Regions from separate parts of the Mus musculus genome. Here all the other regions are linked to region 1. Evidence: chromatin loops called from intact Hi-C (ENCODE). Cell type or tissue: heart. All regions are shown on one strand. Each heading gives the region's core, and the rest is flanking DNA. Links, peaks and the distances in the headings are about the cores only.

The links. A loop is a pair of places that touch in the nucleus more often than their neighbours do. Peaks named below come from ENCODE experiments on the same cell type or tissue, not always from the same donor. Only the 100,000 strongest peaks of a DNase experiment are listed, where the experiment ranks them.
Region 2: a loop joins it to region 1, with 9 times the contacts of the local background. A loop is called at or near these places in 8 of 42 quality-filtered maps.
Region 3: a loop joins it to region 1, with 3 times the contacts of the local background. A loop is called at or near these places in 2 of 42 quality-filtered maps.

Annotation. Positions count from the first base shown.
Region 1 is chr3:78,916,822-78,922,555 of GRCm38, forward strand. It overlaps Gm38542 (a long non-coding RNA gene), which reads right to left. Exons shown (of 4, transcript XR_867360.2): 3 at 1,879-2,083; 4 at 1,638-1,761. It also overlaps the pseudogene Gm10291. Among named protein-coding and RNA genes, the nearest start is that of Gm38542, 17 kb to the right of the region's middle. In heart, for the core only: a CTCF peak has its summit at 2,885 (motif pointing left); a DNase peak (open chromatin) is centred at 2,740; H3K4me3 peaks cover 356 bases; H3K27ac peaks cover 264 bases.
Region 2 is chr3:78,355,445-78,361,178 of GRCm38, forward strand. No RefSeq gene overlaps it. Among named protein-coding and RNA genes, the nearest start is that of Gm36288, 52 kb to the right of the region's middle. In heart, for the core only: a CTCF peak has its summit at 3,104 (motif pointing left); no DNase peak of the experiment used is centred there.
Region 3 is chr3:78,805,261-78,810,994 of GRCm38, forward strand. No RefSeq gene overlaps it. Among named protein-coding and RNA genes, the nearest start is that of Gm36341, 16 kb to the left of the region's middle. In heart, for the core only: no CTCF peak of the experiment used is centred there; no DNase peak of the experiment used is centred there.

The DNA of each region.
Region 1 (5,734 bases), core at 472-5,471:
CATAGGGTTATTTGCAAGTCAATAGTCGTGTGAGCTTGGGCCCTCACTTTCTCTAGGCACTAAACTGAAAATTACAGAAACATGTTTGCCTTCTGATGCATACTCTCACTAGGGTTGTTGTTTTGTTTTATTTTTTTCTCACCATACAGTTGCATAGGTTTTGTCTGATTATAAGGACTCAATGGAGAATATCACTTCTTAGAAGTGAAGGAAAATACCCATGAATTAAGAATTTCTGAAAATATAGATGTCAACTAAAACCTAGGAATTTAGGAATAAGGATGAACGAGCTCAAGCTAGTCACCACCCTCTGCCTGGGCACCACAGGCAGAGCATGGAGGAAGGATTGAAAATGATACCATAGGCTCTCTGCTCCTCCTTGTTCCAGAGACAGCCGCATCTTCTTGTGCAGTACCAGCCTCGTCCCATAGACAAAATGGTGAAGGTCGGTGTGAACGGATTTGGCCGTATTGGGCGCCTGGTCACCAGGGCTGCCATCTGCAGTGGCAAAGTGGAGGTTGTTGCCATCAACGACCCCTTCATTGACCTCAACTACATGGTCTACATGTTCCAGTATGACTCCACCCACGACAAATTCAACGGCACAGTCAAGGCCAAGAATGGGAAGCTTGTCATCAACGGGAAGCCCATCACCATCTTCCAGGAGCGAGACCCCACTAACATCAAATGGGGTGAGGCCGGTGCTGAGTATGTCGTGGAGTCTACTGGTGTCTTCACCACCATGGAGAAGGCCCGGGCCCACTTGAAGGGTGGAGCCAAAAGGGTCATCATCTCCGCCCCTTCTGCCGATGCCCCCATGTTTGTGATGGGTGTGAACCACGAGAAATATGACAACTCACTCAAGATTGTCAGCAATGCATCCTGCACCACCAACTGCTTAGCCCCCCTGGCCAAGGTCATCCATGACAACTTTGGCATTGTGGAAGGGCTCATGACCACGGTCCATGCCATCACTGCCACCCAGAAGACTGTGGATGGCCCCTCTGGAAAGCTGTGGCGTGATGGTCATGGGGCTGCCCAGAACATCATCCCTGCATCCACTGGTGCTGCCAAGGCTGTGGGCAAGGTCATCCCAGAGCTGAACGGGAAGCTCACTGGCATGGCCTTCCATGTTCCTACCCCCAATGTGTCTGTCGTGGATCTGACGTGCTGCCTGGAGAAACCTGCCAAGTATGATGACACCAAGAAGGTGGTGAAGCAGGCATCTGAGGGCCCACTGAAGGGCATCTTGGGCTACACTGAGGACCAGGTTGTCTCCTGCGACTTCAACAGCAACTCCCACTCTTCCACCTTCGATGCCGGGGCTGGCATTGCTCTCAATGACAACTTTGTCAAGCTCATTTCCTGGTATGACAATGAATACGGCTACAGCAACAGGGTGGTAGACCTCATGGCCTACATGGCCTCCAAGGAGTAAGAAACCCTGGACCACCCACCCCAGCAAGGACACTGAGCAAGAGAGAGGCCCTCGGTTGCTGAGGAGTCCCTATCCCAACTCGGCCCCCAACACTGAGCATCTCCCTCACAATTTCCATCCCAGACCCCCATAATAACAGGAGGGGCCTAGGGAGCCCTCCCTACTCTCTTGAATACCATCAATAAAGTTCGCTGCACCCAAAAAAAAAAAAAAAAGAAAAGAAAATGATACCATAGCTTTAAGTAGTAGTAGTAATAGTAGTAGTAGTTGCTGCAGTAGCAATGTCCTCTGTGATCTTTGAGCGTTGTAAACAAATAAAAGACCTGAAGAATTTGAAAAGACTATTATAATTTCACATCAGATTCTTTCAAAGCATCAGTGCAGAGACCACCATGCAGAGAACTATGTCTCCTTGACAGAAAGACATGGTGCATACTCACAAACAGACTTGTAGCCTTTTTCTCCAGAAACCATAAGGCAAAACCTTTCCAGCGAAGGCTGAGGAAGGGAGAAAGAGGAGTCCGGTTCCCATCGCAGCAAAGTCTGAAGATAGCACATGGATGGCTAGATGATGGAGACGCCAGGAAAACATCTCCAGCATGATAAGGTTTGAGAACGTGGGATTCTGTTTTGTTCTCGTCTGGCCTGAAAGGTAGACAACGAGCAGGGATTACAAATTGGTGTTCAGGAACCCAGGCTCTTTTGTTCTGTGTGACATTTCCTTTGGTGATCCTTAAAAAGATGTATGTCTGCATGATTGAGGCCTTTAGGGACATTGGGTGTGCATGTTTGATGAGGAATGGGCAGGGCATGACAGTATCCTCCCTAATGCTGGCTTCTAGCTTTAGCAGCAATGTCTGCTCTCATGGCCCCCTTAACACAGTGATTCGGGAATCCCAAGACAGCTGACAGAGGTGCTTGGTTTTTACTACAGACACTGAAAAGGGAGCTTCGGTTAGCTGTAAAAAGAATGGAAGAGATTAGTCGAAAAGCCACCAAATGAACCTTTTCTGTGTGTTTTAGAAGGTATTTTGCAACAGTCTTTGAAAACTAAGAAGTCAAAAATCATGTTTAATCTTCTGTACTTGAGCATAAGAAGAAGAAAAAAAAGTCTGTAAGCTGTTTTACGGGACTCCAGATTTAGATCAATAGCACCCAACTTCAAAAAAAGAAAAGAAACAGAGGCGGTCTGTGGCTCACTCTCTCAGCATCATCTCTCAGCCTCTATGCAGCCTCTGTGACTCCATTATTCATGTCCTAAAGGAAGCAGGACCCGGGTGCAGGCTGGGGTTTCCTCCTTTCACCCAGCAAAGACCACGAACTGTGGGAAGTGAAGCGTGGTTTTTCTAGGGTCTGAGTTTAAGTAGAGTTCTGTGTGTACTTCCGCTCTGTTTCCTGCCTGAGAAAAATGTTACGCCTCCTCTTTGTTTCCTGGTGGCGAGTGACCCCTGCTGGTCAGGCGGAGATGTTACTGTACGTCTAATTCTGTCTTGGTCAACAATTAATTCCGGTTATCAAGCGGTTGCTGTTGTTCGCAGGAACACCTTTACTTGATTGAGATGGCTTACACTAAAACCCCTTTTGCGTTCATGTTTTATTGCATTTAAACCCATATTTAAAAGAAAAACATTCTCTCTGTAAAATGATTAAACCCAGAGCCAAGGAAAACATCGTTTTGCTCCAGTCTATGCTCACAAGCGTTGATTCAGTGGGTTCATACTTATAGAGACGATGATAATTTTTATATTTTCTTGAAAAATACTAGCTGGCAATAAACATGGGCTTTGCACGTTTTGAAAGCCAGCTGGCAGCAGAAAACAACATTTGCTTAACTCCTCGGCTGAATGCTCTCATTGATGGAACATACATAGCTACCCAACCATGGCACAAAGCAATCTATGGCTCACACAGCCAGAAAGCCTTTTAAATAAAGTTAGAAACATCCCACCGTCTCAGGAATCAGCATCCTGTCTTTGCACTGATCCCTCTGTAAAAGAACCAGCATTTATCCATTGAATAACTCTTTTTTTTTTTTCCAGTAGATGTGCTCTGAGAAAGGCTTGAAATTATGTAAGGAAGCTAGTAGCCGGGTAATAACTCAGAAATGGGAGGAAACTGTCTCTTCTAAGCTGCAACAATATTAAATCTATATATTTTGAGCCTCTTACCTGTCCCTGTGTATTAAATAATTTATTCTGTTTTCTTTGCTGAGTTCCACCCATGTCGCATCCATGATCCCAATTGTATAGACAAAACTACAGTCTCTCCTCCACCACTGCTCCCCTCAGTAGCTCACAACAAGCAAAAGTGAGACTTGGGAAAGACCACGATGGGTATCTCTGAGGATTTTACAGCCGTTGGCTTTAGCAATGCAGGATTGGCAGCCTTGGGTTCAGCCAAGCAGTGGAAGTCTTTAGGAGACACTGTGGAAGGTACAGTTTCAAATATCTCTGAAATGAGGGCTGGGATATGGCTCACTGACAGAGATATCTGAAAGCATGTGCAAAGCCTTGGGTTCAATTGCCAGTATAGAGAAAAAAATCCACAGTGATAACATAGAAAGAATACAGAGGAAGGAAAGAAAAGGACTGCGCTGTATATATGCTTTCAAAATGTTTCGTATACAGAAAATACCAATAGATAATGCCTGTACCTTTATATGAACTGAGGAAGCACCCTGATCACTGAAAAGTTGGTAAAATTTAAATGAGGCAGAATGAGACAGCACCGGCTACTTTGTAATTTTACAGTTAAATTTAAGGCATTTATTGAATTATCTCCCTCTCTTTAGATGTTGTGAACCAAGCTATTATTTATTCTATTTATTCATACTTTCCCTTGAAAAGCCAATCCTCCCTAGACCCTGAAATATTTTTTTGAGTATGTGTATTTTTCAACTCTGAATTCCCATCTCTGTTTGCCTTCATCTTCCTAGCAGTGAAATGCCTCAAACTGAATACAATATCCTGGGCTTTTGAAAGGGGTCTCCGTGAATTGCTTAATAGTGAAGACCTTGCCTGGGTTTTGAAAATTGGGCTGTTGGATAACAGTAAACTCTCAGCCTTATCCATTTAAAGTCATATCACAACTGTCCTTTTTTACATTCTGAGATGCATCTTCCCCTTGCAAAGTCTTTCAACTGGACATAGTTCTTGTAATACCTCGACCCTTGCGATAAACTAATTGCATTGCATTCTTTCTCCTTATCTGTGTATTTTCTCTTAAAGCCTGAGTATACATGAATTCTTTTTCTTTTAATATTTTTCTTTCTCCTAGTTTCCAATGTTACAGTGACTCTTAGACCTTGGATACAATATTTGCAAATCCATAATGACTTCTTACTTTTTGGCCCCTTTCAGCAATGTTTTCTTTGCAAAGAGCTCAAAGCTACTAACAGAAGCTAAGGTCACTCTTGAAGTACATCTCTGGCTCTACCTGAAGAATAAAGGGAGAATGGAAATGGAAACATGTTTTTAAGAATCCTAAAGATACCAAGCACTGATTGAAGCAGCACATCAGAAGATTTTTTTCATTCTTTCAGTGAAGTGGGGTGGCCCTTTGGCTACGTTCCTTTTCTATCCAACTTGAAATTTTAAAGTTTCTCCAAGTTCACAAGGCGTAAATTGCCTAAATATTGTAGAATTTGTCTTACTAAAAATATTTTTTTAATCCTTGGCTCAGTTGCTCTGTTTCCCAATTCCTTCCTTGGGGGAATCAGTAAAGTTTGCTTAATAACCCACATCTCAGCTACATACTTGACTGGGTCTCGATATCTGCTAAGCTTCACTGCTATTTTTAAATCTTTGGCTTTTTCTCTCTTCTGATCAAAGGACAGATATTTCCTAATCTTAATGTTAGTCATGCTCTGCATAGTGTGGACCATAAAGATTTTGTTTTCGATGGAAAGCCATTGCATGGTTAACAAGAGCCTGACTGTTCCTTCTTCTTGTGCGATGCCAGTGGAAACAAACTGCAGGGTCCTAGATAACCCACACACATCTCGCACTTTCAGATTCTGAGAGGAGCACACAACTCTGAGTACCTCCCACAGATGATGTCATGGCTGGGTGACCGTGTCCACAGCATCCTTAAGGCCTATGAATTCCATATCCTGGGGCTGGGGAGATGGCTCAGTGGTTAAGAGCACTGACTGCTCTTCCAGAGTTCCTGTGTTCAATTCCCAGCAACCACATGGGGACTCACAACCATCTGTAATGAGATCCAATGCCCTCTTCTGACATGTTTGAAGACAGCTATAGTGTGCTCATATACATAAAATAAATAAATTTGGGGAAT
Region 2 (5,734 bases), core at 403-5,402, 560 kb before region 1:
TCATCCCTAATAAAATATATGCGTCCATATCGACTCCAATAAAGCAATATGAACAAGCAAGGATCATTTCAGAGAGCTGCTTCATTCAAGATTGACAGGAGGAAGAGCCATGCCTAAGACTCCCAAAGAAGGCTTTTCTCTTCTTTATTCCCTCTGGTACTTGGCAATCGCCCCCCAATCAGATGAGACTCTGTTCATCTCAAGCTCTGCTTTCCCCTTCCTGCCTGGTGTGCAAATGCCCTGAGGGGAACACTATAGACACTCCTTCCTCATTTCCTCCTCAAGCAGTCCACCGTCACCACCTGGGCAACCAGAGAGGAGACCAGGAACCACAACATTTGTCCCAGACCCTGCTGACTCCCTTCCAGTCTGGCATGTTAGTGCTGACACTCCAAAGAGAAGCATGGGCTGTTGACTCCCAGTTCCAGCCACTGCTCTTCTTTTTCTGGGCTAGCAGATGATCAGCATCCTGACACCCCCTGCAGAGACGCAGAACAATATGTGGAGCCACAAAAACCAAGCAGGCACCAGAAGACAATGTATAATACTAATTATTCTGAGAAAATTGATGCAATATATTAAGTTCAACAGCATCAACAAAAACATTATAACATTTATTACAATGGATCAAAATGAAGAAATCACCCCAAACCCAAATTATGTTCCTGTATATCTGTCCAATAGAGTTCTACTTAATTATTAAAATTGTATTTGAGGAAGTGAATTAGTGAGATCTTAAAAACTTCTATGTATGTATATGTAATGTGCCTTAAATTGGCATGCTTATGTCAAGTGTCCCCCCAAATAACCTTGCTCTGCCACATTTGATCCCCTGGTTCTGTAGAGGGGAAAACAGTAAGCAGCTAAGGAAATTGAAGTGATCAGCATCTTGCCCCAGAAAACAGCTGAATGGGAAACCATTTGCAACTCTTGTCCCATTATATAAAAGTGCTAACAGTGGGAAAGAGAAGCCAGAAGCCTCACTATGGGGAAGAAACGCATTTAAGGGGAGAGAACACGGTCAAGAACTTCAGCTGATGGCATCACGTTTCCTATTCATTCCTGCTGGTTTTGGAACCCTGATTTGATGGTGTGACCTTATTGTTTCTATCTGTTTACTGACTTGGAAATTTCATCCGTGGGAACATTGTGCTTTGTCCTGGATTCCCTTGTTGGTAGCTCTAGCTGACATCCTTAATGGGGCTTCCCAAGACAATTTCTGAATAATGTTTTAAGCTCCTACTTTGATGACATTTTGCTATCATCTACCTATAGATATTTTTCTTTTACTCTTATACTTCGGCTTGCTCTATAGTTAATAAACTCATTCATTCAATACTGTAAAATATGACTGTTGTAGTTCTTTGTTCCATACAGAACAAGATGTCAGGAGAAAGTGAAAAATCAAGTTATAGTTAGTATTTACAGTTCTAAAATATAAAGTCACATATATCCCACCTCTTAGCTGTTTTTGCTGAGTGATGAGATTTTGAGTAATTATCACTTACTCAGTTGTAATTTTTGCATTTTCTGACTTTTCTGTTGTGAATTTTTCTTGTTGCCAAAAAAAAAAAAATCAAGGAAATGTGCTAATTTCATTCTACAAATGAAGCATGCATACTGAATGTGTTTCCTCTCTGTTAGCCTAGGTATTATCCTGTTTCTTTGAAAGTCTTTACTGACTGGAGGGAAATGGAGGTGATGTTTACTCCACAAAGTCAAACTGACCCATTCTAGCTACTGTATTTGTATTGTTGGCTTGAATGCCAACAAAGATTAATGAGCGATTCATTATCTGTGGTTTGCCAGTACTGTCTCATTATAAAAGCTAGAAGTCTTGCTTTACCAAAGCGTCTAGTTTAAAATATAAATTCTTCCAACTATCCTTTCTTCACCAATGGTTCCCAACATTAACTAAAATTCTTCTCTTTATTTTGCAATGTTGTCTGAAAATGTTTTTTTTAATTATTTAAAATGACTCCAATCCACGATGACTCTCTTATTTTATCTTTGTCCATGTAGGAAGGGCATAATCTTTAATTTTTTTTCATTTATTATTTTATACATAAGAACATTTTTATTCAATTACACATTGTGAGCTGAACCCCACACAATTTAAAAGTTTAAATTACAATGACAGCTTCTGAAATACATTTTCAAAGAATAGGGTACATGAAATTTTAAATGTAATTATTTTGAGGTTTTGTGATATTTTAATACAGTAGATCCTGGGCAATCATATGAAACAAATGAGGTTATATTGCATTCTCAATAATTCATGAATCTTTAATACATCTAATAATTACTTATTGAATGGCTAATATTAGAGTAGATAGTAGAAATAGCTCTCTGCAGGTGAGTAAAATAAAATATTTGGGAAAATTGATTTTTTTTCGCTTATTAAATTTAAGGCTAAAGCTAAAATAGTGAAATAATTGCTACTAAATTAGACTGAAATAACTTTTCCTCTAAAAGAAAGGTAAAGGTGAGCACTTAGTATCATAATAGTGCAATCCTTCTCAGCCCTGCACATACAATCACTGTTCAGGTGGAATTCTTCCAGAGTCACAGGGACTAGCATACTGTCAGAGTCTTCATGGGAACTAGAAAATGAGAAGAAAAATTATTATTTGTACTTGCCATGCTATTAGTGGTTTATAGACTCGCTCCAAATAAAATCACACTGCCATAGCCTCCTAAGTCCTAGACATAAGCTATGTGCTACAGTCCAAACAGATGAAGTTAATAAGTGAGTCTTGGACCAATGAAGGGGAAAAGAAAGGAAGCAAAATATGTGAGCATGTCGCCCTGATGGACAATTGTCATTAGTGGTGAGTCTGAATTAAGTGTAAGGTGACCTTGGCAACATATCTATTTCCTTCCTAGGACACAATATAATGATCACATTTTCACATCATTACTGTAATGGTGTTTTGTCATTATACAGAGAATATGGGGCATTTTCACCCATCAATAGAAGATGGGCTTAAAATAGAAGGGAAAAATAGTCTCCTTAGAAATGTGGATGATTTTTTTTTTCTCTTCAAGGAAAGCAAATGTTTACAAGAACTGTTAATGAAGCAAAAGGTTTCACAGCCCCATCTAGTGGTCAGGAGATGATTTACTGCAAACACCACCTAGATTTGTGGTTCAGAGGCACTGCATTCCTGAAGTCTTGGAGTCTTACTGGTTGTCCTAGCTGATACAATACAGGACAAGCACGCATGCTAAGTAGAGGTTGAAAAGTAAGTATTTCTCTGCTCATGTATTAATCCTTAAATAGTCAGAATCATCAATTTCAGATGTAAACTTAGTGCTGAATTCTACTGGTAAAGCACTGAACACTACAAATAGCTCATGGTAAGTATTTTGATAATAGAACCACATACACAGCGTTTGTATACCCAAGGACTTTGGAATTACAACACTCTTAGAATTAAGTCAGATGTGGGTGTGGGAGCTCATAATTGTGATCCCAGCCCTTGACTGGCCTAGGCAAGATTGTGCCAGTGCCCAGCTTTAGGTACAAATGATAACTGCCTCAAACATTACTATAAGATGGAAGTCAAAATAAAAAATAGATTAAAATTTCAAAGAATATCTCACTAAAATGAGAAGATTTGTGATTATAATTTGTGTGGCATTTTGGGACTAAATCAAATCTACTAAACATAACACCATGCTTAATTCATAAAACCCCACCATCAAGCACCAACACTCAAGGATTTAAAACCGTAACCTTTTACTAAGATGACATTAAACTTTAATAATTTACTTATAAAGTAATATCTTTATCGGCCTGGAGACAGATCAGTTGGTAAAGTGCTTGCTATACCTACAGGGTACCTGGGTTCAGATCCGCAGCACCCACATAAAATGGTGGGAACAATGGTGTGCATCTGCAATCCAGGTCTGGGAGGCAGAGGCAAAAGGACGCATGAGCTCACTATCTAGCCAGTCTAGTAAAATCCATGAACCCTGGATCCAGTGAGAGACCCTGGCATAAAAAAATAAGGTGGAGACCCTTACAGGAAGATACCCAACATTAACCTCTGACCACCATATGTGCATACACACATATACACACACATAAATGTAACAAATGCATCCTCAAAAAAAAAAGAAAATTTAAAATGCACATTTTTATATTATAGCAAGATAAAAAGCACTAATGAATACACAGACTTACCGTAATTTTTATGTAGGTGCAACAAAGTACCTGGAGCCTGATAAGAAACTCAGCCAAGGACTGTGTGTCCTCCTGCTGAAGATCAAGCAGGTCTCACTTAAGTGGTCACATGGTGCAAAGGAGCTCAGGGGGTGTGCGGGATCCTAACCAGCTGCCAGGCTTTGGCAGTTCAGAGATGCTACATCTGGTCTCCTAAGCAGTTTCACGGGCATCATCAATAACCCATAATCAGCATGTAATGGTCCGACAAGTTTACCAACGAGACCATCCTGGAAGTCAGCCAGTCCTTCAGCACTGACAGGAGCTCCCTGCAATCCAATCCTCCTGAGTTAGACACGTTTAGAGAATGGATGACAGGAAGAAGTCGAAAGAACAGCTGTTGGGAAAGTAAACACAGTGAGACCAGAGGAGATGAAGGAAATACATCCGAGAGCGGAGGTGAAGCTCATCAACAAGGTGGAAGGAAGAGTTAGATAGGAGAGATGGGGAAGCATGTTTCCAGCTTGGAGTCAACCGCAATATTTTCACATTCATGAGTCTGGCGCTTCCCAAGTCAAAAGTCAGAGTCATTTTCAGAATTAAGCTCACATCTAAAGATGATAACTGAGAATATTCTTAGGTTGCTATAATTAAAAGTCAAAACTAGAAAGGAGTTAACTACTCGCTATTGATGGTGATCTCCAGGGTTAATTTTGGCTACATGCATCTTACCTGGATATTTATATGACTTTAATTAACTGTGGTTGGAGACCTTTAATCCCTTATTACCAGGAATAAATATGAATTAATGAATGTCAAGAAAAGGCTGTACCAATTACACTGAAAGGAGGAATTACAAGGGTCAAAAAAAAAAAAAAAAAAGAACTGGATTGCTTTTTCATGCAGGACTTGTGAGTAGCTGTATTGCAAATAAAAATGAACTCTTAACCCCTTATTTCTAGTCTGTCTCTAGTCTCTAGGACAATGGGAAATCCTTTGATTCCCTTCAGTCAATGAGAGGTAGAATCACAGTACTCCACCTGAAGTGTCAAGCATCTGTCAACCATAATCACCATTTCAACTTTGCCTTTCCCCTAACATCAGCCTGGAAATCACTGGAGAGAATGACAGGGGCTTAGGAGTGGAGCATCTGACTGGCTGGCTGGGATCTCTAACTGTGTAAATAGGGAGCTGATAGGAAGGAAATAAAGTCTGAAAAAATATGCCCACCCTTCCTCTGCCCCAGTGGCATTGCTGTATTCTCATAAAACTGTTGTTCCTGCCACATTTAAATCATTTTGCCCTTGAAGTCACTTGCTATTGCTTCCTTTAACCCGTGGAACTCTCTTTATGCCCAAGTAATCCTCTCTCTCTCCATCAACTGTGACTTCCTTCACTCTCTTCTGCCACATAACTGGAGTCCTCTTTTAAGCTACTGAGATACTGTACACAAAATGAGCAAAGGTCCTAAATGCCCTTCTGGGAACCTAAGCAATTGACTTAGAGTCAGGGAAAACCACACCTCATCCTTCTACCAGGATGGGGTGGGACTAGCACACCTTCACC
Region 3 (5,734 bases), core at 295-5,294, 110 kb before region 1:
TGCCCCATCCAAATAGACCTTAATTGTTGTTATTATACATTGGCTACCTTTGGTATAATTATAGGCTTAGCTGTATGTTTTTTAAGGGAGAGATAAACTAGTAAAATGCTAGAAAATATCTTTAGAATTTGTCATGAATCCAAAAGAGAAAAGACTTTCTCTTATTTAAAAAAAAAAAGTTAGAAAACTGAGTTGAGTAAAACTCGGTGATAAAGCACATGTTTAATATGTGCAAAGAAGGCCCAGGGGGGGGAAAAAGGATGCTCAAAAGTTAAACACAGAACATGAATAAAGGTTTGCCAGGCATTGTAATGCATACCTATAATATGAGCATAAGAGGCTGCAGCAGGAAGAACCCAACTTGGATGTCAGTGTGACCTACAGAGCAAATTCAAGGGACACTTAAATTATAGAGTGAGATTCTGTTGCAAAACAAATTAAAATGAAAATGCATGGATAAATGTAACTAAACACATAGCCTTAGAAGCATTCTAGGTTATCTCTAGAGTAGGACCATGTTAAAAGGAGTTGAAGATGGCAAGTGATGTCCACAGGCCATAGAAACAGCAATAGATTCACTGGTGATTCAAGAAGAAGGGAGCTCACACATGGCAGCTGGCCTATCAAGACCATTTTCACGACAAGCTTTCCCTTGCTGCTGCCTCTAGCATTTATATCTAGAAATACGCACTTGGAGACACCAGGAGGTGCACTTTCCTCATCCTCTGGCATCTCAGGCCAAGCAGGTTGACAGATTCCACAATATATAAAGAGCTTCTAAGAATAAGTTTTGAAAGTCTAGTAACACATTCAGAAAATAGCAAAGTACGAGCACATGGTCTACATATAAAGATAGACATTAAGTGAATGAAATGATGCTCAAATTCACTCATAACAGAAGTACCAAAGTAGCAAATAGCAGAATTTGTTAGCAGAGCAGTGCAGCTCTGAGGTTTGCTAATATACTTCAAGAACACTTCAGGACAAGACTTTCTATGCAGGAAATTCATAAATATTCTTAAAGAGTGGAGAAATTCCACTTGTAGGGCTCTGTCCTACACATTTGGCTATCTTGGAGATTATGCATCACAATATTTTTTAAAGTAAGCAAACACCCAAAATGTTCACAGAGCTGGATTTGATGGATGTATCAAGAAATATATGAGAATCCTATATAGTCATTTTTTAAAGACTGAAAAAACTTTTTAGATTTTAAAATTAGTTCATCTTCAATGTGTACTATCAGTGCAGTAATTGTATGCAAATGTTTGTAGAAGTAAGAGGATTTGATTGTAAATATATTCAAAGTAGTGGTCTGATGTCTGTAGTTCCTCATTCTGCTCTCTAAAATTTACATGCCCAAAAATCTAATTTTCACTCTGACGGTATTTGAATATGAAGCCTTCAAGAGGTGTTCTAGTTTGATTTCTCCTGTGGTAAACATGATAACCAAATGCAAACTTAGAAAAATATTTACTTGGCCTCCAAGTTAAAGTCCATCATTGAGAGAAGCCAGGGCAGATGCTCAACCAGCAACCTGGAAGCAGTAACTGAAGCAATGTCACAGAGTAACTATGCTCACTGGCTTGCTATCGTGGCTTATCCAGACTACTGTTTTATACAATCCAGTATCACCTGCTTATAGACGGACAGAACCACTCACAGTTTCCTGGACCGTCCCACATCTACCATTAATCAAGAAAATATCCCACATATTTTTCCTAGAGGATAATATTAAGGAGGCATTTACTCAATTGAAGTCCCCTCTTTCCAGATGGCCCTGACTTCTGGCAAGACATAATTAAATTCCTCATAAATGGGATTTCTTTAAAAGGGAAGCAACGAGCTGGCTTATTGTATCGCTTTGTCAAAATTCTAGAACTCTGAAATCAGAAGGCCTCACCACAACCCATGGGTTTCCGATCGTAAGAGCTTGGAGAAATAAATTTCTGCTGTTGAAAAGTGAACTCATCTCTGAGACTTTGTTACAACCCAAACTGACGAAGACACCCCAGAATAAACAAAGCAAGCTCAAGATACTGAAAACATTGGCTTCTTACTTTGAAAGTTGTTTAGCCCAAGGAAAAAAGGTAAGGAAAAGAAATCTGTCAGTGATAGCCTTGTACTTCTGAATTTTGAGCCAAGGGATTTACCAATTAAACAGAAAATACCCTTTTTTAATTAAAAGAAGGGATTTGGTAGGGCAAAATAAATGCCTAAAATAATATGTGCACAATTCCTATGATTCTTACTTAATTAGTTTCTTTGTCATTCTAATTGCACTGGAATAGAGATTGTCAAAATTATTTTTTAAACAAAATAGAAAGTGCACTGTCTATTGAGGTTTGAATTATAAAATCACACACACACCAGGTTCACTTGGTCCCAAACTCTATTTGGAAGAGCTGTGAAATGCTCGGTGTGGAATGCATAGTTGGCAGAGGAGGGTAAGAACAGGCCTTTGAGAATCATGCCTGCCTCTTCTCCCTGAGTTTACTGCTTTCTGTCTACCACGACAATGTGACCAGCCACTGTAAGCCATGAGGCTGGTCTCCATCTTTGCTGCTCCAGTCTTGGAACCTCCTGCAAACCTCCAGGCTAAACCAGCTAGCATTTGCTCATGGAAACTCTCCTTTCTGTAGAATTATAAATATCTTTCCTGCTCTTCTCTCATTCTTGCTTTTTATTCCCACAGAAAGAAGTATTGTTGGATAACTCTCCAGAAACTAGCCATTAGGGACTAGTGATCTCTGCCTACTTTCTATAGGGAATTGGTCTAGGCCTGCTCAGTAGCCTGCTGTACATTCCCTAGGGTGTAATTCTGATAGAAGAATTTGTGTAAAATATGGTCTAACACCAAGGCAGAGCATATTAAAAGGAGATTCTTAGAAACCTGGACCACTTAATAATGTTTAAATGATATAGGCCAGTGTTCTTGGTGGTCCACTAGAACTTGATGGTAAGACCCTACCGATGAAGACACCACACACATTGTCACATCATTGGGAGAAATTATGCTGGTAGTGACCTGAACACACACTCCCCGTTGACTAGCTCTCCTAATACTGCAAGGTGCTATGCAGGCTGTTAAGGCAGAAAAAAATCACCAGTCCAGTCATTTTATTCAGCTGTAAACGCTGTGAACTACAATGCTGATCAATTTGGGAAAATATGCCCACCGGTACAATAGTGACATGAAAGTCCTAAGAGTAGTTAACAGATTTCTGATTGGAAGGCCTCCTCTACAAGAGGGGACTCAAGCTTAGCACTGTAAACTCGGCCAGAAACTGGTGGCTAGGGGGGTCATAGGTCTTAGAGAAGAACCTACTACTATTATTTTGCTAAATTATCAAAGTGCCTCCTAAGTACTTTTCTTTCCACTATAGATTAGTAAGTTCTCGGCCCTCAAGAAGTTTGTTCTTGCAGTGGTCAGAGGTTAATGCAGCGAGACACAATTACCAAGAATAAGTGACTGCAGAGTGCTCAGCTCTAAGTAGGACATCTATTTCACATCCTCCCCTCGTGGCCCAGGAAGCACCACATAAGGGAAGCCAAAAGATTATAAGAGCCAGAAACTAGAGGCAACTTCTGAGAAATAGTGTCTCTCAACATGACAGGCAGTATAAACACATTGCACCAACAAACTCACTAGAGCTGGGGTTGACTGGTAAGATCTGTGCAAGATCAAGCCAGTCGACATTCCAGCATGGTGATAGTGGCCCATGAGTCTCTACCCCTAGCTGAGGAGCTATTAGCAGTTAGGCCCCTTGTAGGTGGCCCATGCTCCAGTAGATGACCCTATACAAATGTTCGTATGGACAGTACTCAGTGGGTTACTGGGGGAAAAAATGCAGAAGAGAAGAACATAAAGTTGGATGGTCAAATATGAGGAGGGTTATAAGAGACAGAAACAAAAGGAGAAATGATGTGATATATATATATATATACATATACATATACATATATGTGTATATATAATATTTAATTATAAGTGTATATTTCATATGTAGATATTTAATTTTCATAAGATAAACTTTTTTTTCAATTTAATGTCAGGCATCAGCCTTGAATCACCATAACAAACATGTAAGGACTGATTTTGCTGTATTTAAGATCCCTTACTGCTCTTGCAAAGGATTGGAATTTAGCCTCTAGCCTCCAAGTGGCTTGCAGATGCCTTTAACTCCAGTTCCTGGGGGATCCGGTGCCTCCTGCCTCTATGGGCACCTGCACTTGTGTACACATACCCACCCACAGTACATATATACATAATTAAAATACAAAATAAATAGTTAAAATTTTAAAATAAAGGTATAAGGTCACCAAGTTCTACACAGCAACCACTTCTATGCACAGCTCTGGCAATTCCAATCCCTGCCTGGTCAGGGATGCTGCTTTTAGGCCTCTTGTCATGGTGCTGGGGCAGCATAACATGGCAGAAATGTGCACAAAACTGAGCCACTCACCACTTGGCTGGGAATCAAGAAAGGAAAAGGAAGAGACAGGGTCTCACCACCCTGTTAATGGCCTCCGACTTGAAGATCTCCTCCTAAGAGCCTTAACAGTTCTAGGACCTTCCAGCTGTGTCACTCAGGAACCAGCCTTCAACATATGGTTCTTTGTAAAGGGAGGTATCCAAATTAAAAAGTGTAACATTGGGTTTTCTGTTTTCTTTTTATTTGATTTTATAAGGAGTTTTTGTGTTTTATTTATTTGAGAATTTCACAGAATTGTTTTGAGCACAGTCTCTCCCCTCACAGATCTCTCCTGCCTTCTCCCAGCCCACCCAACTTCATGTTCCCACAATCTCTCAAACAAACAAGTCAATGCTCTTTGGTTGTTAGTTAGTCAAAAGAATCAATCTAAACAGGAAAAAAAAAATAGTGTCGCTTTCATCCTGTCTTAGTCAGGGTTTCTATTCCTGCACAAATATCATGACCAAGAAGCAAGTTGGGGAGGAAAGGGTTTATTCAGCTTACACTTCCACACTGCTGTTCATCACCAAAGAAGTCAGGACCGGAACTCAAGCAGGGCAGGAATCAGAAGCTGATGCAGAAGCCATGAAGGGATGTTCTTTACTGGCTTGCCTCCCCTGGCTTGCTCAGCCTGCTCTCTTATAGAACCAAGACTACCAGCCCCAAGATGGTCCCACCCACAAGGGCCTTTTCCCCTTGATCACTAACTGAGAAAATGCCTTACAGCTGGATCTCATGGAGGCATTTCCTCACCTGAAGCTCCTTTCTCTGTGATAACCCCAGTCTGTGTCAAGTTGACACATAAAACCAGCCAGTACATATCCCCAAGGATAGGTCACAGAGAAAATGAGCCATGAGAAACGGAGGAGTTGGCAGCATCGGTGAGTGTAAATGGGATGGGGACAACTTTGTTAACCATGCAGTTCCAGGATGGAAGGCCATCTGGGAGGATGGGGAACATCATGTGATCAAAGGATGACTAAAAAGTTATCACTAAAACCAACTGGGTTTTTTTTTTCAAATATAAAGTTATCTCCAATCCAGCAGGACTTAAAGCGATATGCAATCATAATGGAAAACAGGAAATTTTAAAATACCACCTGGAACAGCAGTGCAGGCTGAGAGGGAATGCATTCAGTGAGAGCCCAGTTGGCAGTTAGCATGCACGGAGAGACCACCCAATCAGAATGGGAACCCAGCCAGAGACATGTCTCCACATTTACATTTTTGTGGTCCCCCAAATTTTCCCCTCTGGCACA